Linked DNA regions of Homo sapiens: all the other regions are linked to region 4. The links are chromatin loops, found by intact Hi-C in ENCODE. Cell type or tissue: heart left ventricle. All regions are shown on one strand. Each heading gives the region's core, and the rest is flanking DNA. Links, peaks and the distances in the headings are about the cores only.

The links. A loop is a pair of places that touch in the nucleus more often than their neighbours do. Peaks named below come from ENCODE experiments on the same cell type or tissue, not always from the same donor. Only the 100,000 strongest peaks of a DNase experiment are listed, where the experiment ranks them.
Region 1: a loop joins it to region 4, with 2.4 times the contacts of the local background. A loop is called at or near these places in 4 of 110 quality-filtered maps.
Region 2: it touches region 4 in a loop (2.3-fold over the local background); 8 of 110 quality-filtered maps call a loop at or near these places.
Region 3: it touches region 4 in a loop (3-fold over the local background); 36 of 110 quality-filtered maps call a loop at or near these places.

Annotation. Positions count from the first base shown.
Region 1 is chr5:150,021,984-150,027,985 of GRCh38, reverse strand. It overlaps HMGXB3 (HMG-box containing 3), which reads right to left. Exons shown (of 20, transcript NM_014983.3): 7 at 3,306-3,724; 8 at 1,105-1,280; 9 at 869-966. It also overlaps the pseudogene RPS20P4. Among named protein-coding and RNA genes, the nearest start is that of HMGXB3, 24 kb to the right of the region's middle. In heart left ventricle, for the core only: a CTCF peak has its summit at 3,230; no DNase peak of the experiment used is centred there; H3K27ac peaks cover 1,784 bases.
Region 2 is chr5:150,242,853-150,248,854 of GRCh38, reverse strand. CAMK2A (calcium/calmodulin dependent protein kinase II alpha) reads left to right here. Exons shown (of 19, transcript NM_015981.4): 12 at 1,041-1,083; 13 at 3,654-3,694. Among named protein-coding and RNA genes, the nearest start is that of CAMK2A, 44 kb to the left of the region's middle. In heart left ventricle, for the core only: no CTCF peak of the experiment used is centred there; a DNase peak (open chromatin) is centred at 3,234; H3K4me3 peaks cover 1,199 bases; H3K27ac peaks cover 1,293 bases.
Region 3 is chr5:150,160,414-150,164,524 of GRCh38, reverse strand. No RefSeq gene overlaps it. Among named protein-coding and RNA genes, the nearest start is that of CDX1, 4.3 kb to the left of the region's middle. RefSeq lists an enhancer at 2,690-3,599. In heart left ventricle, for the core only: CTCF peaks have their summits at 2,539 and 2,742 (motif pointing left); DNase peaks (open chromatin) are centred at 2,724 and 3,173; H3K27ac peaks cover 2,003 bases.
Region 4 is chr5:150,347,214-150,353,215 of GRCh38, reverse strand. No RefSeq gene overlaps it. Among named protein-coding and RNA genes, the nearest start is that of TCOF1, 7.5 kb to the left of the region's middle. RefSeq lists an enhancer at 2,609-2,738. In heart left ventricle, for the core only: a CTCF peak has its summit at 2,508 (motif pointing right); a DNase peak (open chromatin) is centred at 2,485.

The DNA of each region.
Region 1 (6,002 bases), core at 1,898-4,397, 330 kb after region 4:
AATAAGCTTTCTAAATTAACTGAGACCTGTCTCAGATTTTCAGGGTTCACAGGTCGAATTGACACAATTTGGAATATGAATGGGAGAGTAAAGGTATACATCAATGTTTCAGTAAAAGAATATTCCTATTCTAGGCCAGGCGTGGTGGCTCACCCCTGTAATCCCAGCACTTTGGGAGGCCGAGGTGGGTGGATCACTTGAGGTCAGGAGTTCAAGGCCAGCCTGGCCAACATGGTGAAACCCCATATCTACCAACAATACAAAAGTTAGCCGGGCGTGGTGGTGTGCTCCTGTAATCCCAGCTACTCAGGAAAGGCTGAGGCAGGAGAACCACTTGAACCCAGGAGGTGGAGGTTGCAGTGAGCCAAGATTGTGCCACTGCACTCCAGCCTGGGTGACAGAGTGAGACACTGCCACCAAAAAAAAAAAAAATCCCTATTCTTATGAAATACACAAACAAGCATAAAGGCATAACTTACCCTATAATGTGTATTTTACACACATGCAATGTGTACACACCCACATATGGTGGGGGGACACACATGAACATAAAAGATAAAGCAAAATGGGCTAATACATTAACAATAGGTCACTATGGGTAAAGAGTATATGGGTGTTCTCTGTACTATTTTTATTTTTGTGACTTTTTTCTAAGTTATAAATTATTTCTAAGTAAAAGGTTTAAAAACATGTATTCACTTAAGTTTTAAGAAATTACTTAAAAAACAGATAAATCATTCATGTTAACCTCCACCCAGAGGTCTGCCAACGTGTAAGAAATGGGATGTGCCTTTACCTATAGCTTTGATACATTACATGGAAGCAGCCAGACCCTCAAACAGCTCCCACTCTGGAAAATGGGCCTTACCTTCACCTCACCAGGGCCAGATGGCTGTTGAATGGGCTGGCCCAGCTGCTTCAGTGTGCTTGGCTTCAGACCACAAGTCCTCACAGAGGGAGTCTTATCTGAGAGAACCAGGAGCCAAACTGGTGACTTAAGTGCATTCAGAGTCTCCCCAAGTCTCTATGTCCGTTCTCAACCCCCCACTCCTGTCCCTTTCCTGTCAGACAGCCCCTCCATCCCAGGTATGTCCCAGCCCTTACCACTCAGGGAAAAGGCCTGCCTGGCCCTGGGCAGTCCCATGCTGCTGCCTCGCCCCACGTTAACTGGGGCTGGCAAAATTGCTCTCATGGGTCTTGCTGCAGCCAGTAATGAGGGCTTGCCCCGTGCTCTGCCTTTAAGCTCTGGAGCTCTGGACCCAGGGGTAAGCAGGTCAGCTCTGAAAAGAATAAGAAGAGAAATCTGGAAATTCTGGAACAAAGGGAAGAAAACCAAAGCGCAATCTCTACATAGTGCTTTCTTAGAGGATAGTATTGGGGTTAAACTGTCAAGCTTTAGACAGATTGAGTTCAAATTCAACCACTAAATAGCTGTGTGGCCCTGGACAAGTAATTTCATTCTTCTGTTAACTTCAAGTTTCTAATATGTAAAATGGAACAGTAATTACCTATACAGTATGGGGTCATTGCGAAGACACAGAAGTGTAAAACGATGTCTACAGCGTGTAATGCCAATCGCTATTATAGCTGTAACATCTAATCTACCTCTAGTTAGAGCATATACTTATGACAGCAGCTTAGAGACCCTAGAGAACAGAGTCCATGTTTGCTTCATCTTTGCAGCACCAATGTTGAGCACATGGCCTATACCACAGAGGAGGCCTCAATAAACATTTGCTAGAGTGATTTACGTGTCTCAAACAAAAGGTCTAAAGTGCACAGCTTCATCCTTTAAATATACAAAACCATCGCCAAAGTATATTGCTACATGATTTTTTTTAAAAAAAGCAAGATGGGGCCGGGCGCGGTAGCTCACGCCTGTAATCCCAGCACTTTGGGAGGCCAAGGCGGGTGGATCACAAGGTCAGGAGATCAAGACCATCCTGGCTAACACGGTGAAACTCCGTCTCTACTAAAAATACAAAAAATTAGCCAGGCGTGGTGGCAGGTGCCTGCAGTCCCAGCTACTCGGGAGGCTGAGGCAGGAGAATGGCATGGACCCGGGAGGCGGAGCTTGCAGTGAGACGAGATGGCGCCACTCCAGCCTGGGCGACAGAGCGAGATTCCATCCCAAAAAAAAGCAAGATGTATTTGGGAGGCCAAGGCGGGCGGATCACCTGAGCCCAGGAGTTCAAGACCAGTCTGGGCAACATGGCAAAACCCCATCTCTACAAAAAAAAAAATACAAAAATTAGCCAGGTGTGGTAGTGCGTGCCTGTAGTCCCAGCTACTCCAGAGGCTGAGGTGGGAAGATCGATTGAGCCTGGGAGGATGAGGCTTCAGGGAGCTGTGTTCGCACCACTGCACTCCAGACTGAATGACAAAGAGAGATCCTGTCTCAAACAATAAAAATAAACATAAAAATAAAAAACAAGATGTAGAAGTATGTATGTTGTGCTATGATTTGTGTTAAAAAAAAAATGGGAAAAATATATATACACACACACACATACATATTTGCATACAAGGTATACAAGGTATTCTTATTTTTCCAGGAAAAGCCAGCCAAAGTTAAAAGTGGAATTGGCTTCTGGTGTTCATTGCGGGCACAATTGTTACCAGTTGAGAACCATTGATACAAATAAGGGTCTTCAGTTACAAGAACACAACTTCCTCAGGGAAGGGATATACACAGAATCCAATTAAGCATTTAAGGAGGAAAAGGGGAGAAAAAGATAGTGACTTCCTCCGACTTGCAAGGTACTTGGTTGCATGTTTTATATACAATCTTCAGTTTGTACAGTCAGCCTGTGAGGATAAGATTTTCTAATATCCAACTCAAGATTCTTCAGAGGAGAGAACTGAGGTGAAGAGACATGAAGTGACAATGCCCAAAGTCAAACAGAAGCCAGAAACAGTCAGAACCAGTACTGAGTTCTCTGACTATAAGGCCAGAACTCTTTCTACAGGATGCTTTAATAAAGATTCTCTTTCCAAATCCAGTATCCAGGACTGGTAACTCATAGTTTTAATACTGCCCAGAGCCTATACCAGCAAGACTCTAATTAATGCTTTAGGGAGACTGACAAGAAGAGATGTGTAAGTAATCTGACAGCAGTACATGAATAGCAGAGTCCGGGGGAAGGGACAATCTTTATATATCTCTAGGCCTTGGTTTCTGTATCTCTAAAACAGGAACCATTGCCTGGTCTCTGCTGCCTCTCTCAGGCATGCTGTACAGACATGAGATAAAAGAAACATGGGGCATTTCCAAAGCCCTATATTATACAAACACACTGACTTACCCTGTAGGTTTTTTAGGAGCAGGGAGTGGACTGGAGGTACTTGTCCCCTCGGATGGTGTTGGTACGTCTGCTCCAGGACTGTCATTGTCAGTTGTCCCCAGAGTGACCTCAGGCTGCACACCACTTTTGACGACTGGCGTCTTAGTGACTGCTGTACCACAATTCCCGGGAGCTTCCTTAACCAAAACATGGGCATCGGAGATGATCACTTCCTCCCACTCACTCTCCTCACCTACTTCTCTGGGAGGAGCTACGTTCAGGAGCTGGCTTACAGCTTCCGAATTCTCCAGAGTCAGTTTGGAGGCATTTTCCTTAGAGGAATTTTGCTCAGTGGTGACAGGTTGCTGATTTCTTTTCACCACAGAGCCTTTGGAAGAGACGCCAGAAGCCAATTCCACTTTTACTTTGGCTGGCTTTTCCTAGAAAAATAAGAATACCTTGTATACATAAGGGATTTTACAGTTGATGACATTCACAAACATTCTCTCATTTTTAATAACATATGGGCAATAAATAAGGAAACTAAGGTCCATGAAAGGAAGAAGTTAACTTAAGATCTCAAGTGTAAAACTAGCCTGAATCTAAGTTTTCTGGCTACAGGTTCCTTTCACTATAGCATTAAATGCCTTCGTTTGAATAAAACTGTTCATCTTCTAATGAATTCTTATTGAAAAGCTTCTCCAGGTTTCATCAACCAAATGTTGGCATTTTTTAGGTTTACATTTAGTTTTACATTATTCAAAGGCTACTTCTGTGTGTCTAGAAAGAGGGTGACATACTGCCATACAGGGCCTAAAAGCCCTAAGTTGTTCACCTTGGTGGTCCTTTTATGAGATTCAGTTAATCCCAATGTGGCCGCAACCTCATGTGGACAGATTCAAATTTTCCCATCTCCTTTGGGAAAAATTCTGTTTTTTGTCCCAGATTCTTTAAGGAGAGTCTTAAGAATGACTTGCACATATGTCACATACTTTGCACTGGATCAAATTAACTCATGCATTATTATGTGCTACAAATATTCAAACTCACTAAAAATGGCAGCTGCTATTTCAGCTAGACCTGGCTTTAAAAAGTCCTTGGTGTCTTAGCTTTTATCCAATTAGCACTGCAGTGGAAATAATAGTATTATATATACACACATACGCTTTTAAAAATGTTTTTAAATAGTGGTTGTCTTCAGAAAGGTTTTCTACCCACCATGTATATCATAAAGGGCACTGTAAACTAGGAAACATAAAGGCTGGGTTCTATCAAGCTTAGCTCCACTCCTAATTAGTTATGTGGTATAAGGCAAGCTTCAATTGAATCCTCATTTCCCCTTATGAAATAGCAAAGGGTTGGGCTCTCAGTATTTGTCAACAGGAGCCAGACAGCATTTTGGGTGACCTAATTCTATAGTGTGTAGGACCTCCCTGCACATTACAGAAAGTTTAGTGTCTGTGCCAATGTCACTAAATTTCAATGATTTATCTCCCAGTCGCTTACTACCCAAAAACCCCTCAACATTTCCAAAGCCATCTGCATACTGCACTTCTAGTTCAGAACTGGTAACAGCCAGGCGTCATGGCTCATGCCCGTGATCCTAAGTCTTTGGGAAACTGAGGCAAGAGGCTCACCTAAGCCCAGGAGTTCAAGACCAGTTTGGGAAACATGGCAAGACCACATCTCTACAAAAAAAAAAAAAAAAAAAAAAATTAGCCAGGCATGGTGGTATGCAGCCTGTGTGCCTGTGTTCCCAGCTACTCGAGAGGCTGAGGTGGCAGGATCACTTGACCCCAGGAGGCTGAGGCTGCATGAGCTGTATTCATGCCTGGGTGACAGAGCGAGACCCTGTCCCTGTCTGGAAAAAAAAAAAAAAAAAAAGAGCCAGTAACAGGTGACCTCTTAAGAGCTCTTTGGTAAAGCATTCTCAGATTCTAACACATAATAGCCCCTAAGAGTGAGTTAACATGGAGAAAAATTCCAAGTCAAGTGCACAGAGCTTATTTACTGCAGGAGAGGGAAAATTTAGCAGAAAAACAGGAGACTAAACTCATTTTTTGAGATAAGATTTTTGAGCAAACACTGCCTACTAAGTAGGCTATTTTAGACAAAAATCACCACAGAAAGATTGGGTAATTTAAGCAATCTGAGCAAAACAACTCTACCTGGTGATCTCACATTTCATTAACTCAGCCTACTCATTTTAGATGTTACTTTCAAAATTCTCTGAGGCTGCAGGCTCAGAGAGACCTCAACTGCTGCCATCAGAGAGCCTTAAGAATGAAGCCTTGAGCTAAACAGCCTTATATACTATCTTTTGTTTTATCCAACTCATTGGGAACTATGCCACATATTTCTTGGGCTAATTTTAGCCAGTATGAACTCTAGAACAATACAACAAAAGGTGAGTCATTTCCTGGCTGGCACAAACACACTTGGAGCTTTTAGAGACAAATTATACTTGCTGCCTCAAAAATCAGAATTCAAGAAATCTTATTAATAGATCGGGGTGTCCAATTTTGGCTTCCCTGGGCCACATTGGAAGAACTGTCTTGAGTCACACATAAAATACACTAACACTAACAATAGCTGATGAGCCTAAAAAAATAAAAATAAAATAATCACACACAAAAAAATATAATGTTTTGCTCTTTGAGGAAGACACAGTCATAGGTGGTGCGGAGCTGCGGTCCGCCCGCTCCTGCCCGCTCCTGC
Region 2 (6,002 bases), core at 2,039-4,538, 100 kb after region 4:
AATCCTCCTGGGATTCAAAAGATTATAAATCATGGTGCTATAAAGACACATGCACACATATATTTATTGCGGCACTACTCACAATAGCAAAGACTTGGAACCAACCCAAATGTCCAACAATGATCGACTGGATTAAGAAAATGTGGCACATATACACCGTGGAATACTATGCAGCCATAAAAAATGATGAGTTCCTGTCCTTTGTAGGGACATGGATGAAGCTGGAAACCATCATTCTCAGCAAACTATCGCAAGGACAAAAAAACAAACAGCGCATGTTCTCACTCATGGATGGGAATTGAACAATGAGAACACTTGGACACAGGAAGGGGAACATCACACACCGGGGCCTGTTGTGGGGTGGGGGGAGGGGGGAGGGATAGCATTAGGAGATATACCTAATGTAAATGACGAGTTAATGGGTGCAGCACACCAACGTGGCACATGTATACATATGTAACAAACCTGCACGTTGTGCACATGTACCCTAGAACTTAAAGTATTATATAATATATATATATATATAAAATAAAAAACTTGGAAATAAAAAAAAAAAAGAGAAAATCCTCCTGGGATTCTCTGAGCCCAGGGGCCATGGAGGGATGAGCTAGTCCTGGAGCAAGATGCTCTCAGCACGGGGCAGAGGGCTAAGAGGTGGAGGGGTTGGGGGACACGAGGTCTGCTGTTGTTGCCCAAGCAAGAAAAGTCCATCATCTTCAGGAGCCTCTGCTGGTAGGTGTCCCTCAAGCTCTTCAGCTTGGGCGGGCCAAGGGGCCCATTAATATCTGCCCCTAGGACGGCCTTGTCCCAGGAGCTGTACTGGCTAAAGCCTAGCTCACCCCGACTTCTCCAGGGGGCGAGGGATGGGCTCTGGGCTGGGGTTGGGGTTGGGACAAATGGAGGGGCAGGGCAGAGGCTTTGGCTTCTTCTCTGAATGCAGCACCTGCCTCTCCTTCCCCGTGGCCCTCCCGTCTCTCTGTCCCTCCTGGGTCCCTTCACTCCGGCCTCCTCTCCCACTGCCCTCTTCTTATGTCTTGCAGGGAGCCATTCTCACCACGATGCTGGCCACCAGGAACTTCTCCGGTAGGTGGCAGGACCTCAGGGTCCCCAGTAAGCCCTGCACCAGTTCGTTGGGGGCACCGTCCTGTCAGATATTGGAGTGCCCCCAGGCCACTGGGCCTGGGGAGAGGGAGTTGTAGAGGACTCTGTGACTAAGGGCTTAGCTCACCTGCCACGGCCTGTACCCAGAAGTGAAGAGAGGTCAAAAGTCAGCAAGCCCAGGGCCCACCAGGACTGGTTACAGATTTAGTCTGGCTGCCCACTCCTACAGCAGTGCTGGGGTTCTCAGGCTGGGCCGCCTAGAGGGGAAGGCTTCTGATTGCAGGGGATTGAGTTCTAGATGGGGTGGAGCCAGGTCCAGGGAGTAACAATATTGCCCACCATGATTGGAGCCCTGTGCTAAGCAGTCCCGTGCTTCCACTCAGGTGGCCTACATGACAAGGCAGCAGAGGGGATGATGGGGGTGCTGCCATCCCTATTTCTGGGATGAGGAAGCAGAAGCTCAGGAAGGTGAGCTCTGACTTGTCCCAGGTCACATGGCTAGAGAGGCAGAGCCTGCATTCAGCACAGGTTTGACCAAACCCAGGGCAAGTGCCTTTAACTGGATTGGGTCACCAGTGAGTCCAGGGCAGGAGCGTCCCAGGCCCTTGGCCAAACTGGGCTGGTTAAGGCAGGGAGTGCCCAATCACCTGAGGCATGTGGCTTTGCAGAGAGAAGGGGAAGGGATTATTGTCAGGGTTTAGCAAGAAGCTCCTCTTGGCACATCAGAGAGGGCTGGGGCCAGTGCCCTCCAGAGGCTTCCTTCTGGGGAGCGCAGGCCGCTGGCAGGCAGTAGAGGAGATATAGATAGCAGATAGAGCAAAGCTCACCCGAGGGGCCCTCTGACTGGGGCTGGGGCCAGCCGAGAAAGCTGCTGCAGATTTGTGGCCAGCACCACAGCAAGAGGGCAGCTCTGAGAAGGGGGCAGCTGGCTGCATTGAGTGGGTCCACCTGCCCATGTAACCAGTTGGGAGGAGTGAGACCCAGAGGTGGGCAGATACTAGAACTTCTGACTGGGCTTTTCCTACCTCGTTAAACTGCCTTCCCACCCTCTCCCTGGACAAGGATCCTGCCATTCCGTAAACTGAAAGATGAGCTACCCAGATAGTCAGAGTCTTTTTTTAACAACTGAAGCACCCTAAAGAACTCTAGTCCTGAGCTCACAAAATGGCGGCCTGTGAGCTGGATTGAATCTCTTGATATGCTTTGTGGAGGTAGGGGTGTTTTAAAAATTTTTTTGAATGAGTTTCTAACACTTAAAAATTAGGAAATTTCATAGAAAACCCCAGATTGCTGTCGTCTCTTGAAAATTAGACGCTGTGGCCTCACTGGACCCACGATCCTGTGACAGTAGGCTGGAGCTGAGAGGGGCGTCTACCTTGAGGCTCGAGGAGAAAGCACTCCCCCTGCCCCACTGCACATCCTAGTCCAACCCTCCAAAGCCTGTGGTGAATGGACAGCCATTCCTGTCAGCTTCGGGATCCAGAGGTGGCCCCTGCCTTGGTTTGCAAGTAGGGAACTTGGAATGAGAGCCTCGAAGGGGTCATAGGTGGAAATGTGGGGGTGACTGGGAAGGTGACCTGCCATGAGCCCCATGCCTCAGAGCCCCTGGGGCATCAGTGGCTCATATGACCCTCCTCCCAACTCCCCCTCTCAAGGCCACCAGGAGAAGTCTTATCATGGCTACCATTTCCTGAGCATGTGCGGCTTATGGGTCAGGTGCTTTGCTAAGTACTTCACAGATACCTTGTTTCATTTAAGGTATTTGCTTAAGTCTGAAGCAGCCGGATGCCTGTGGGCAGGGCTGGACATTCAGGCCATTTCCTGGCTGATGCCCACTTCCAGGGCTCTGGCCAGGAGGTGAGGAGGGAGGTAAGGGGAAATGACAGCAGGGGAAGCCCCCAAAGAGCTGTTGCTCTGGTTGTCCCTGCCACCCGGGCCATAGCCAGTGCCAATATGGGGCTCTGGAGTCTGAGGTTGGGGAGGCCTATATGGCCTGAGGAGAGAGGCAGGGGATGGGTGCTCTGGCAGGGTGGGCCCCAGTGGGGGCATCTGCTTCTTGTCACTGGCAAGACGCAGCCTGCAGCTGTCCGGAGTGAGTAGGCAGGGCTGACACATGACCTCCGCAGCAGCATGGGGCTAAAATTAGAGAGGGCCAGGGTGGGGAGGGCGTGTCCAGCCTGGGGCCAGGCAGCCAGACCTCGGGTTGGCCACCGCCAGCACGGTGGTGACAGGGATTCAGAGGGAATCCCCGGGCTGAAACAGCAGCCCACAGTCCTGGGACATGTTGGACACCTCCCTCAACCCATGAAGCCAGAGGGTTACGCTTGAGATTGCTGAGAAGGCGGGGAACCCAGGCAGTCCCTGGGCCTCCAAGGAGGGAGGAGGAGGAGGAGGAGGAGGAGGAGGAGGAGGAGGCCTCCCCCAGGATCGCTGGGCCAGCTCTGCTCCCTGCAGTCTGCCCTCCGGCTGCGTGTGGATGCTGCTCGTCCTCGCCCTGTGGGCCCTGGTGCCCTGCCTGGCGTTGTTAACCCTCTACTTTTTCTCCTCCACAGGAGGGAAGAGTGGGGGAAACAAGAAGAGCGATGGTGTGAAGGTAAGCCCCTCCAGGAGCCTGGCAGGGCTTGGCTCTGGCAGCGTTTCTGCCAACAGAGACCGGCTTTCAGGCCTGGAGCAAGACCCGGGCCTTGCTGATGGTGTCCTGGGCAGACGTGGGCCACATTTGTGGCCAGGCTGTCTCCAGACCCACGACCTAGGCTTTGGTGCCCACCGTTGCGCCGTGACTGTTGGGGGGCAGATGGGAGAGGGGGGACTGGAGGAGGGTGGAAGTGACAGGTGTGCTGGGGTGGGGGCAGGCGCAAGGAAAGGGGCAGGTCAGAAGGAGATTTCTGTGGTTCTCCGAGGCTGGAGAGCTGGTGTGCAAGAGAGGGTGCAAGGAGAGGACAGAAATGGTCATGAGGGGTGACCTCCGTCCTGCCTATGTGTGGGCTGGATCGGGCCCCTGCCCCGCTGTACACCTTAGTTCCACCCAGAAAGCTCGTGGAGGATGGACAGCCATTCCTCTTGGCTTTGGGTTCCAAGGTGCCCCCTCCCGGCAAGGCTTGCTGGTGCTGGTTCAGTTCCAAAATCCCCTCCCGGCTCCAAGGGCCTGCCCTGTCCCACCCCTAGAGCCCGAGTTACCCTGTGGTCCCTCCACATCCTGCGGTCCTCCTTCCCGTCTCTTCTCTCTTCTCCCTCTGCTCTCTGGGGCCTGGTCCCCTGCTCTCTGCAGTTCCCTCCTCCTCTGCCACTCGATCTTATCCTCTCTTGAGACCCTGCCTTTTTCTGGGCTCAGAGCCCTGCCTGGCGAGGGCCCCAGGGCTGGGATGTGCCCAGGACATTGGAAGGTGTGGGATGCTGTATGAATACAGCCAGATGTGCTGGTGGCTTGATGGCTTTGTCTAAGGAGGCATTTATGGTCTCTGGCCGCTGGTTTTGGTCTGTCAAGGTTGCATGCGAGGGAGTCTGGGCTAGATGTCCAAGGCCAGGATTGGGTCTCCCCTCTGTACTTAGCCTTCTCCTCCCAGCTTGAATTTTCCCCTAAGTACAACGAGTGGGGTGTGGATTTGATGATCATTTCCAAGATTGCAGCTTTAAAAACAAACAAAAAAAGCAATAAAATCCTATCTAATCATTCTCCCTTCTCATCTTGGGTGCTAGAGGAATACATAATTATTTGGTTATTAGTCCAAGACAGTGGTTTTCAAATTGAACTCTTTAGATCCCAAAGGTACTGGACTGGGGAGGCACCTCTGGCAGCGGATGGGGTGCTGTGGGATGTGGAAGGGGGATGCCAGGTTAAATGGTTCTGGGCTTCTCATACCCACTTCAACCAGAGCATGATCATGGTGAAGAGAGCCCTTGGGCTTGCCTGCAGCTGGACCTCGGCTGGGTATTTATATTCCCTGAGCCTGCGCTTCTTCATTCATGCAATGAGGTTAAAAGAGATCTCCACCTCCTAAGCCTATTGGTGAGGATTAACTAATACAATGCGCCCTGAGAGCTTAGCAAGGTGCTGGTATGTAATACACACTCATGAGATGCTAGGCACTATTATCTTTCCTCTATTTTATGTATTAGACTTTTGGGTAAAATTTCTCTTGAAAACCAAGTTTTCTCAAGAATATTTGAAAACCACAGATCTAAAGCCAACTTAATTTATAAAGTTAACAGGCACTCATTCCAAATCCTGTAATGGAATCGGGCATTGAATTTTGGCTTGCCTGCTGTTTTGGGTTAACCCTGAGCCAACCCGCCATCCCTCTATGTGTAGGGGTAATAGAGGGATGTGCAATGTGGGAGCTGCCAGCTTTGGAGTAGCTGGGGCCCTCTCTGACCCCTGTGTGGAGACGCTGAGCTAGGGGTGCTGGGCGCCCTGGGGAAAGCAGACTTCCTGGTTCCGATTTGGGGGATGTGGGGATAGAGACCAGAGACACCGGTGGGTTGTGGCCCAGGTAACTAGAGGAGAAGGAAGTAGAGAGAGAAGCTGCCCTGGTCTGCTTGGCTCTTGGATGTAGCCCTGGTAGAGGCTGGGCAAGGGGTCAGGAGAGGCCTCCATCAGGCTGGTTCTTGGGAAGAAATGCTTATTAGCTCTTTTAGGGCAAGGCCAGGAGGCAGAAGCTGCCAGATGGCAAGGACAGCTCACAGCATGGTGGGGCTCTGCTGGCCACTGCAGGCTTTCCAGTGGGCACAGCTGAACAAAGCGTCACTGCTTCCTGTGGCGCAGGACAGACTTCTCAGGGTGGCCTGGGTGTGGAAGAAGAGGAGCTCAAAGGCAACTCCTGGCCCAACCATCTCTTTGTAGCTCATCCTCCTTCACTCCCTTGGATGGAGGACAGAAGAAGTCCTATTGGAAGATAAGAATA
Region 3 (4,111 bases), core at 1,612-4,111, 190 kb after region 4:
AGGAAACTGCAGGCTACAGATGTGGATTTCAGCCCACCCATACGTAAGAAAGTGCTCTGTAAGGGGCCATCTGTCAGGAAATGGGCTGTCATGAGAGAGAGTGAGCTCATGATCACAGGAGGTATGTAAGTGAGTGCTGGAGGTCAGTCTCACGTTAGGGATGCTGGGGGAAAGGATGCCTATCCCGGGGGAAGGGTGCTCTCTAAGTGCCCTCTAGTTTCAAGAGTATGCTCTGTCAGGCCTAAATGGTAGGCTTAAAGGTTGGAAATAGGCATACAAATTCATTTCTTTATGTATGTATTTATTTGAAAAATATATATTATTAACACACCTCCTTTGTGCTGACACTATGTTAGGTACTGAGTGAGGCCCTGCCCTTGCAGTAATTACAGTTGGGGTCTGGCGGGGGTGGACAGGTATGAATCAAATAATCACAAATAAAGGTAAAGTTACATCTTGGCAAGGGCCAGGAATAGGGAGATTTGACCCAGAGGGAGGAGTCAGGGAAGACTTGCAGGAGGAAGTGACACGTGAGTCAAGGCCCTGGGGAGTGGGGAAGGGCGGCAGGGGTCAAGGGTCAGTATGAACAGAGGCCCTGAGGCCCGAGGGGACACTTGTTCCCTTAGCACTTAAAGGCCAGTCTGGAGTGGTAGGGGCAAGAGAGGAGTCCGGCAAGGGGCAGAGCAGGCCCTGGTGGGACAAGCCTGATGAGGGTGTGGAAGGGTATTATCTAGGGGTAGAGTGGCGGAGGGCAGTGGCGGGAAGACAGCTGTGGCTGGTGTGTGGAGAATGAGCCAGAGGAGAGGCGGGGCGCCAGAGAGCAGCAGGAAGCCGGGAAGGGGTCCAGGAGTGGTGGAGATGGTGGCCAGAACTAGGTGGTGGCTGAGAGATGGGGGCCAAAGCGGCAGTCCCTTCCCAGCGGAGCAAAGTCTGTTGTCCTGATCAGGCAGAGGGCAGAGCCAGGGACCCGCACGACCTGGGGAGCCCCTCCAGCTGCTCTGTGGTCCCCTTAGTAGTGTGCCCTCCCAGGGTGGATGTCCCTCCCACTCCACGGACACATCCTGGATTGGGCCCCCACACTTCTGTGGATTCCCCTGTACTAGGCTTTCTGACTCCTAGCTCAGTTCTCTCTGAGATTTCAGGGTTTGGCCCTTGACATTTTGCTGGAGTAATAATAACAACAACAATAGCACTGCTGTGTATTAAGCATTTACTAAGTGCCAGGCATCATCCCAAGCCCTTTGCATGTGTTATCTCAGTTCCTCCTCACAGCAGCACAACGAGGTGGGGTTGATTGTTAGCCCCATTTTGCAGGGAGGAAGCTGGAGCTCAGAGAAGCAAAGTCATCTGCCTGAAGTCACACAGAAGTCAATATCCTAGCTGGAAGGTTTTTTTTATCTTTCTTTTTTTTTTTTTTTGAGACAGAGTTTTGCTATTGTTGCCCAGGCTGGAGTGCAGTGGAGCAATCTCGGCTCACTGCAGCCTCCGCTTCCCGGGTTCAAGCGATTGTCCTGCCTCAGCCTCCTGAGTAGGTGGGATTACAGGTGCCCGCCACCACGCCCGGCTAATTTTGTATTTTTAGTAGAGATGGGGTTTCTCCATGTTGGTCAGGCTGGTCTCGAACTCCTGACCTCAGGTGATCCACCCGCCTTGGCCTCCCAAAGTGCTGGGATTACAGGCGTGAGCCACCGTGCCGGGCCAAAGTTTCTCTTTCTTCTACATCTGGCCCCCGCTGCCAGGATAGCGAGCTGTGTGTGCCTCCCTGCCCCCTAGTTTGTTAGTTGGGATTTTGCTTAAACAAATAGCTGGTTCCTCTTCCTCCTCTGATTTCTTCATGCAAAAAAGCCTCTGCTCTCCCTTTGCCCTCAACCCTAGGTGGACCCCCTGTAGAAGTCCTGAGCCAGCCCCGATGTGGCATCCCCAGTTTCCCCCCAACCAGGACACTGTAACCTTGTTTAAATGACCCAGGCTGGGAGTCTGAAATTGCAGGTCTTCCCACCTTGGCTTCTGACTCGCCTTGTGACCCTGAGCCCCTGGGCCTCAGTCTCCCCCTGTGCTCTCTGGGACTGGGATAGCAGTCCAGCATGGCTCTGTGCGTGGAGAAGGCCCTGTCTACCCTGTCCTGTGGGCAGCCTCTTCCTCTCTGATATCGCCTGCCCCTAGGAGTGGCTGTTTATTGGACCCCTCCTTCCTCTGGCTCCTGGGTAGGCCCCTCTTCCCCCTGGAAGCCCTCCCTCCAGGCTGCTCTCACACACCCAGCCAGGGCCTCCTGGGGTGGGGCACAGAGCTGATGGCCTCATAAAGATCTTAGTGATAACTTGGTTTTTCAATCAGGTTTATGGCCCTAGAAGAGAAAAGTTTCTGGGCTCAGCTTTCTGTTGCAAATAGTTTGCCTAAGAGAAGCTGGTGGGCACCAGGGCCAGTGTTAGGCCCACTGCACTGCACTGCCAGCCTCTTGAAGCTCTCTCTGGACTGTAGTCCAAGGGCTTTGGATGGGGGGCCCATCCCAGCCAAGCCTTAGTCTCGCTCTGTGACCTTGGACACATTAACTCCCCTCTCTGAGTCCCTGCTTCCACCTCAGAATCGGGGATCTTAATTCCTGCCCTGCCCACCTCCAGGTAGGGACAGATGCGGGGGACTCCTGTGAGGCATCTTTGCCTTCCAGAGGCCTCTCTCCTCCCAACACCTTTCTTCTCCTCCTACCCCTCCAGGGGCTGGGGCCGCCACCTGCTGGCACTCCTGGGTACTGCTGGAGGACTCGCCGTACTGTTGCCTTGTCTCAGTAATGCCCGGATGCCACTGATTATCCTAGGGAAACAGAGGGGTAGGGAAGGGTGGCAGTCCCCAGGACACAGACACTTAGGTAGTAGAGGGGATGCTAGAACCAGAGGCCCAGGGCATAGATGTCCTTATCAGAGAAGCACTGTGTCTGACCCACCGTGCTGAGGAGGGTACAGAGGCCAGGGAAGGAAAAAGGCCATACTGTGAGTCAAGTGGCCAGGCACAGGCTGGGACACAGAAGCCCAAACTCCCTGTTGAGATGCATTCCTGCAGCCTCTCAGGTGGATAAAGAGTTGGGGGCAGCACGGAGTACGGGTGTGTGTGTGTGCAGTGTTCAGTCCATGATCGGCCACTGCAGCCTCCACACTCGTCCCATGCCTCCCTCCTGCCCCCTTTCGTCCATCCTCCACAGTGCACTTGGGTGACCTGGTCTCATCAGTCCCCTGTTTAAAATCCTGCAGTGGCCCCTACTGACCCTCAGGATAAAAGTCAGACTCCCTCGAGCCCACAAAGCCCTGATGCCTGGCCACTGACCACCTCTCCAATCTTCCATCCCACTGCCGGCTCTCTGCCTCAACCATTCTTTTCTCTTTGTTCGAACCCATCAAGATCTCTCTGGCCTCCAAGCTTTTGCAGATGCTTTTCCCCCTGCCTCGAACACTGTTCCTACTCCTGAATGTGTGTGGCCTCACAGGCCTGCTTCCTCCCCACAGAAGCCCTATTGTACCTGAACAAGAACTCCCATCCACCCAGCTCATTATTCTCTTTGTCTCTTTCATCACACTCATCACAATTTGATATTATTAATTTGTGGTTTCCTCGGTGTTTGCTTGTGAACTCTGTGAGGACAGGAGGACAGGGCACATAGTAGGTCCTCAATTAACTTCTATCGCATGGATGGATGGTTGGAGGAACAGTTATCTTAGTGATAACTGGGTGTTAGATGGAGAGGCCCCACCCTAGGCCTGCTGTGTGCCCTCAAAAAAGTTCTGGTGCTCTCCAGACCTTAGGAGCCAGTGTATTCAGTGAGGGTGAGGGCCCTGCTCTTCTGGGGATCTATGAGCCATCTGCGTGTACCAGATGGACACACTCAAGTTGCCCACGGTCCTGGGGCTGAGAGGGAGGCCAGCAAGGGGGCAAGGAGAGGCTGAATGGGCAGTGTCTTGAAGCCTTTATCTCCTGGGACCCTGGCAGACCTCGGTGGCTACAGTCTGGCTCAGTAAGACAGTCCTAAGAATCTAGGGAGGGAATGTGGCCCAAGGCCCCTGCTGGTCTTTTGCCCACTCAGAAAGCCACTACACTGAGTGTCCAGGAGGTAGGGGGACAGTTC
Region 4 (6,002 bases), core at 1,558-4,057:
TTCCCTCATTTTCCAAATCATACCCTTCACTGAATTGCCTCAGGGCCCAAGCACAAAATTAGAACATTAAACTGATAAAATATAACATGGCAACTATTAAGACAGCAACAAACAAAACAGTGCATTAAAAAAAAAATTAGCCTCAGAGCATTTCTCTACCAGTAAGAGAAAATGCCTTTGTTAGTGGTAGAAGCCAGATGCTCCCAGACCACTGAACTGCGAGTGCCTCTTGGGGAAGCAGCATGCTTTAGTCACCTTGGATTCCCATGCAGGGCACGGCGAGGTCACTTAGGAAATGAATGAAGGAAGAATGAACAACAGAAGAGAAGGAAGCTCAACAGATGGGGCACTCTACCTGTCTCTCCCAGCAGGAATGGCTCTGACACAGAGGTGGGAGGTAGCAGCGATACAGGGGAAAGGTTACTGGGCCTCTCCCCTGTGTTACTGTCAGGAGTCAGGCCCTTTTCACCTGGCTCAGCTGTGTGACCTTGGGCCAGTCTCTTGCCCTCTCTGGTCCTCAGCATTACCTTCTGTTAAATGAAGCTGTTGAACAAAGACCCTTCCAGTAGTGGAACTCTTAAGAGAAGGGCCCATCTGGGAAGGGTGCCCTTCCCAGTAGCTCCCTTCATCCATTGTAACAACAGGTTTTCCCTGGGCCAAGTCATTTTGGCCAGTAGATTTCCCAAGACTTCCTTCCCTTTCGTGAAATGACACGAAATCTTTAATCTCACAGGAGCTTTTAAAGGTTTACAAGTTGTTACTGAAGTAACAAGTTAAACAATTCAGAGATATATTAAGACAAAGTCCATCATTTTTCCCTCCCTCTTAGCCATTCCCTGCCCACTTCTCCACACTAGAGCCTCTTCATTTCCCAATCAGAAAGAAGCCTGGTATTCAATCCCTTCACATCCTTTCTCTGCCCAGACAAACACAGACATCCTTCATAAGGTTTAGTCCTCCTTCTCCTTTTCCTTTTTCACTTCTCTTTACTTCTTTTCTTTTTTCTTTTTCTTTTCTTTTCTTTTTTTTGAAACGGAGTCTCGCTCTGTTGCCCAGGCTGGAGTGCAGTGGCATGATCTCTGTTCACTGCAACCTCTGCCTTCTGGGTTCAAATGATTCTCCTGCCTCAGCCTCCCGAGTAGCTGGGACTACAGGCATGTGCCACCATGCCCAGCTAATTTTTGTATTTTTAGTAGAGATGGGTTTCACCATGTTGGCCAGGCTGGTCTTGAACTCCTGGCCTCAGATGATCCACCCACCTCAGCCCCTCAAAGTGCTGGGATTACAGGCATGAGCCACTGCACCTGGCTTCTTTGCTTCTTTTCTTACAAAAGGGAATCATACTAAACACTCAACTCTGCAACTCTCTTTTTTCACCTAATAACAATACAGCAGAGCTATTTCTCTAGATGCTGGGATCTGCCACACTCTTTTGAGTAATAGTAACAGCTATCATTTGTTGAGTGTGTGCAGTGAGCTGGAGCTGTGCTTCCAGGCTCTAACACTAACCAATCAAAACCTCACAACATCCTATAAAGCATGTCAAATGGTTGTAGATGAGGAAACTGAGGCTCAAGACAGGCTCCAGCTGCCAGAGGGCTCATAACCAGTCCCTCAGTAGGGCCATCAACAGACAGAGATGGGAGATGATATGATACAGGTTATTCGCCTCTAGTTTTTTGGCTAATAGAGTAGTGTTGCTCTAAATATCCTAGTAAATACATCCTTGCAGACTGGAGCTTTAATTCTGTATGATGTAATTGCAAGTGGACCAGAGGGGATGCATGAGTTTTATTTTAATAGCTAAAGCCCAATTAACTGCCAAAAGGGTTGTAGCAATTCATAGCCTCATCAGCATAATTTCTTATTTTTGTGGTTTTATTTCTCAGAGCTAGAAGGGTCCTTGGAGAGCATCTAGCCCAGCTCACTCCTCTTGCTGATAAGGAAACAGGCCCAGTGACAGGAAGTGACTCGACAAGGACCCCAGCAGGTTAGAGGCAGAGGGAACTACCTGTCTACCTTTCCCTGGGCCATTGCCACATCCTCTTCCCTCTGCGCTGCCCCTGCCTTGTCCTTTCCTGTCCACTCTCCACGCTGCACTTGGCATCACATCACTTCCCTGCTCATTAAACCTCCCCTAGCTTAACCGCTGACCACAGGCTCAAGTCACAGCTTCTTCTTAGGCATTCAAAGCCCATCCCAGTCTGTTCTCTGGTGTGTCTCCTATCATCCAAACCAGCAGCTAAATCTTGAGTACTCTCTGTCCTCAGAACATCTCACTCCCTTCACACCATTTGGACAGAACTGCCTTTTTGCTCTTTGAAGTTTGACTGTTTCCTATTTATGTTTCAAAGCCAAGTGCAAAGGCCGCCTCTGCAATGGTGCCTTCCCTGACTGCCCAGCCTTCCAACCCTGGGCAGTCAGTCATCTGTGTTCTGCAACAAGGTGGCCCTGCCTCCACCCCTGGCTGCTTCCTCCCGGAGGTCATGTGTTGCAGAAGAACCAGCCAGGAGAGGGCAGTGCACAACCAAAGAAAGTTCTCTCAAAAGGTCAAGGTCACCAGAGTGCCTGGGGCCTGCCCAGTGTGGCCACCTGTGGATATCAGGTTCCACCCCAGTGGCAGGACCTTTGGCTAGCTCCACCCCTCCGTGGGCCTCAGTTTGCATCTCTGTGCAAAGGCAGGGTTGGACTAGCTCAGTGTTTCTGAAAGTGTGGTGATGCACAAAGTGACTTCAAGAGATAAAAAGATGGACATTTTAAAATGGAAATCATTATGTATTTATTTTAATGTGTATTAGACAAAAAATAACTAGCACATCAAACCTGTTATTTCGCAGATATTATTGCTTAGAATGGGGCTAAAGTAGGCATTCAAGTAAAAAACAGTGAGTCAATGTAAAAGAAAGTACCAATTAAATAATATACAGGTGGTAAGACAGCAGTGAATGGCTGCAATCGGGAAAACATTAGTCTGCTTTGATGTTCTAGAATGCTGTGATTTGCAGACTCCTGCCTTTGGTAGGGGTGGAGACAGGGAGAAGGAGCTGCTCCAGGGCTGGAAGGCTGGGCCTTGGGCAGAGGGTCAGGAACTCAGCAGATGGGCCCTGTGCCCCTGCCCCCCAGACCCTCCTCCACCTGTGGAGGGTACGAGGGCTGGCTCCCCCTCCCACCTTCTTTCTCAGCTTCTCTGCGGTTACTAAGGAGTGGGAGGCTGAAAGGGGCCTCATTCTGGAAGCTCATCTGCTCCCTCATTCTCACCCAGCACCCTGCTTGGCATAAACTATTCAGGGTGATGATGATTAACAAGGATGCAGGAAGGCACTGGGGGTGGGGAGAGAAAATAGGCGATGTGGACAGAGTTTGCTCACATATCTGAATGTCCAACCTGCCACGATTGTCTAATGATTCCTAAGCTTAGCTGTGCAGTGGAATCACCCGGCTAGTCAATGGAAATACAATTCCAAGGCCTCACATCAAGCAACTCCCATTTTGGGACCCCCACATCTGGGCTTTTAAAATCTCTCTAGTGGATTCTGAGGCTTCAAGGTTTCGAAGTGCACACCTCCCTCAGTGTACCTGTCGAGATTCAGAGAGGTTGTGTCACTTACTCAAAGTCACCCAGCAAGTCAAGAGCAGTTGTCCTGACTCCCAGCTCAGTTCTTCCCACTGAGTGTCCCTTGTTGAGCCTAGTCCATGGTTAGCAAAGACAACTCCGCTGAAAAAGTGGTGGGGTTTCTTTGAGCCTCCCTCTGGGCTTGTCAAGGACTTTCTACAGAAGAAAACAGGCTGTATGAGCTACCATCTGCTGAGAAGGCCAGACGGGTGGCGAGGGATGGTGGTGGGAGAAGGTGGAGGGAGATGCCAATGGAGGGGGTGGCTGGGAGACGCGGCCTCCTCTCACAGTTGCCAGCCTGAACAGTCAGCCTGCTGAGGGCAGGAGCTAGTCCGCATGCATGCCATTAGCCATTGGATTTTCACATGGGATCCTTAAGGAAGAGAATTAGGGCCAATGAATGGGAAGTTAATTCCAGATGAAACTCTCAAACAGTAATCAGTGACCTGGAAGACAATTGACCTTAGGGCAACTGTCCAGCTCCCTGATTTTTAATAACTAAGATATTTGGCATGTGAAAAATGCAGGGACACACACATACAGTTCCATGTTCCCATGATCTAGATTTCTTTCTTTCTTTTTGAGACAGAGTCTTGCTCTGTTGCCCAGGCTGGAGTATAGTGGCACGATCTTGGCTTATTGCAACCTCTGCCTCCCAGGTTCAAGCAATTCTCCTGCCTCAGCCTCCCAAGTAGCTGGGATTACAAGCATGCGCCACCAAGTCCAGCTAATTTTGTATTTTTAGTAGAGATGGGGTTTCACCATGTCATCCAGGCCAGTCTCGAACTCCTGACCTCAGGTAATCCAAATGCCTCAGGCTCCTAAAGTGCTGCGAAAGGTGTGAGCCACCATGCCCTGCGTAGATTTCTTTTACTTTTTTTTTTTTTTTTTAGAGACAAGTGTCTTGCTCTGTCACCCAGGTTGAACTGAGATGGTGATCATAGCTCACCGCAGCTTGAAATTCCTGGGCTCAAGCGATCCTCCTGTTTCTTCCTCCAGAATAACTGGGACTACAGGCACACACCACCATGCCCAGATAATTTTTAGAAACTTTTTGTAGAGACAGGATCTTGCATTGTTGCCCAGGCTGGTCTCGATCTTCTGGCTTCCAGTGATCCTCCTTCTGCCTTGGCTTCCTAAAGTGCTGGGATAAGAGGTGTGAGCCACAGCAGCCGGCCTAGATTGTGAAAAAAGACATTTCAAATACATAAGAGCATCTCAGTTCATTTCCCTTCCCTTTGCCCAGAGATAGTCACCAGCCCATTCCCGGAAGTTGGCATGAGTTGTTCCTGCACATGTTTATGTATACATGCTATACATGTATTCATTCATAAAACATAGAAAGTGTTGCTTTGTAGCTTTAAACTCTTTGTAAATGACATAATATTGTGCATAGCCTTCTGCAACTTGCTTGTTTTCATTCAACATTGTGTTTGAAATTTATCCACATTTGATGTGCAGAGCACCAGTATACACATATCCACTATTCAATCAATTTCATTGTAGGGGCATGTACTACAGTTTATCAATCCATTCTCCTGTTGATGGGCATTTGAATGATGTCCAATTTTCCATAATAAAAACCGCACTGCCGTGACCATCCTCATGCGTGTCTTGCATGTGCCTGGGGAAGAATGGCCGGGTGTGTGAGTATCTTGGGGCTCCCTGCCATTGCCTGACTGTATCTGAAAGGGTCAGTTTCTGTGGCTCCACATCCAGACTTGACCTGGCAATAGTCAGACTTTGGGATGTTTATCACTCTGATGGGGGCCAAATGTCTCTCGTTCTTGTTTTTAAGTTCTATTTCTCTGAAGAGTGGAGTTAAACCGTTTTCATAATTGTGCTAGTGGTTTGGATTTCCTCTTCTGTGGATCGCCTCTTGTACCCCCTGTCCGTGTTTCCATGGTGCTGTTCGTGTCTTTCTTATTGATTTGCAGGAGCTCTAATCTTGTGGTCTGCTGCGACTGTCTTTTGTTAGTCTGTGAATTATTTTTTCACTTTATGTATGCAGTCTTGCGATGCACAAAGGCTTTAGGTTTGAATATAATGAACTGCGTCAATGTCTTCCTCTATTGTTTGGGGTTCTACAATCCGCAGCAAGCTGAGGCCATTTCTTGGTGTGGCACCCTCCTCAGGAGGCCTTGACCTCAGGTGGAATGTTAGCACGGGCTTTAGAGCAGGGCCCACTTGGGTTGAAATTCAGGCTGAGTGATTTATAGGCTGGTGAACTTGGGGATAAGTCATTTTACCTTTGGGTTTCAGCTTCTTTACTTGTAAAATAGGGAAGAGAACTGTCTTGAGCTCTCAGGGGTGTTATGAGGCTGGAGGAAGCAGGTCAAGGCACAGTGGGAAGTCTTGAAATCCCCCAGGGAGAGGGAGGACTCACTGA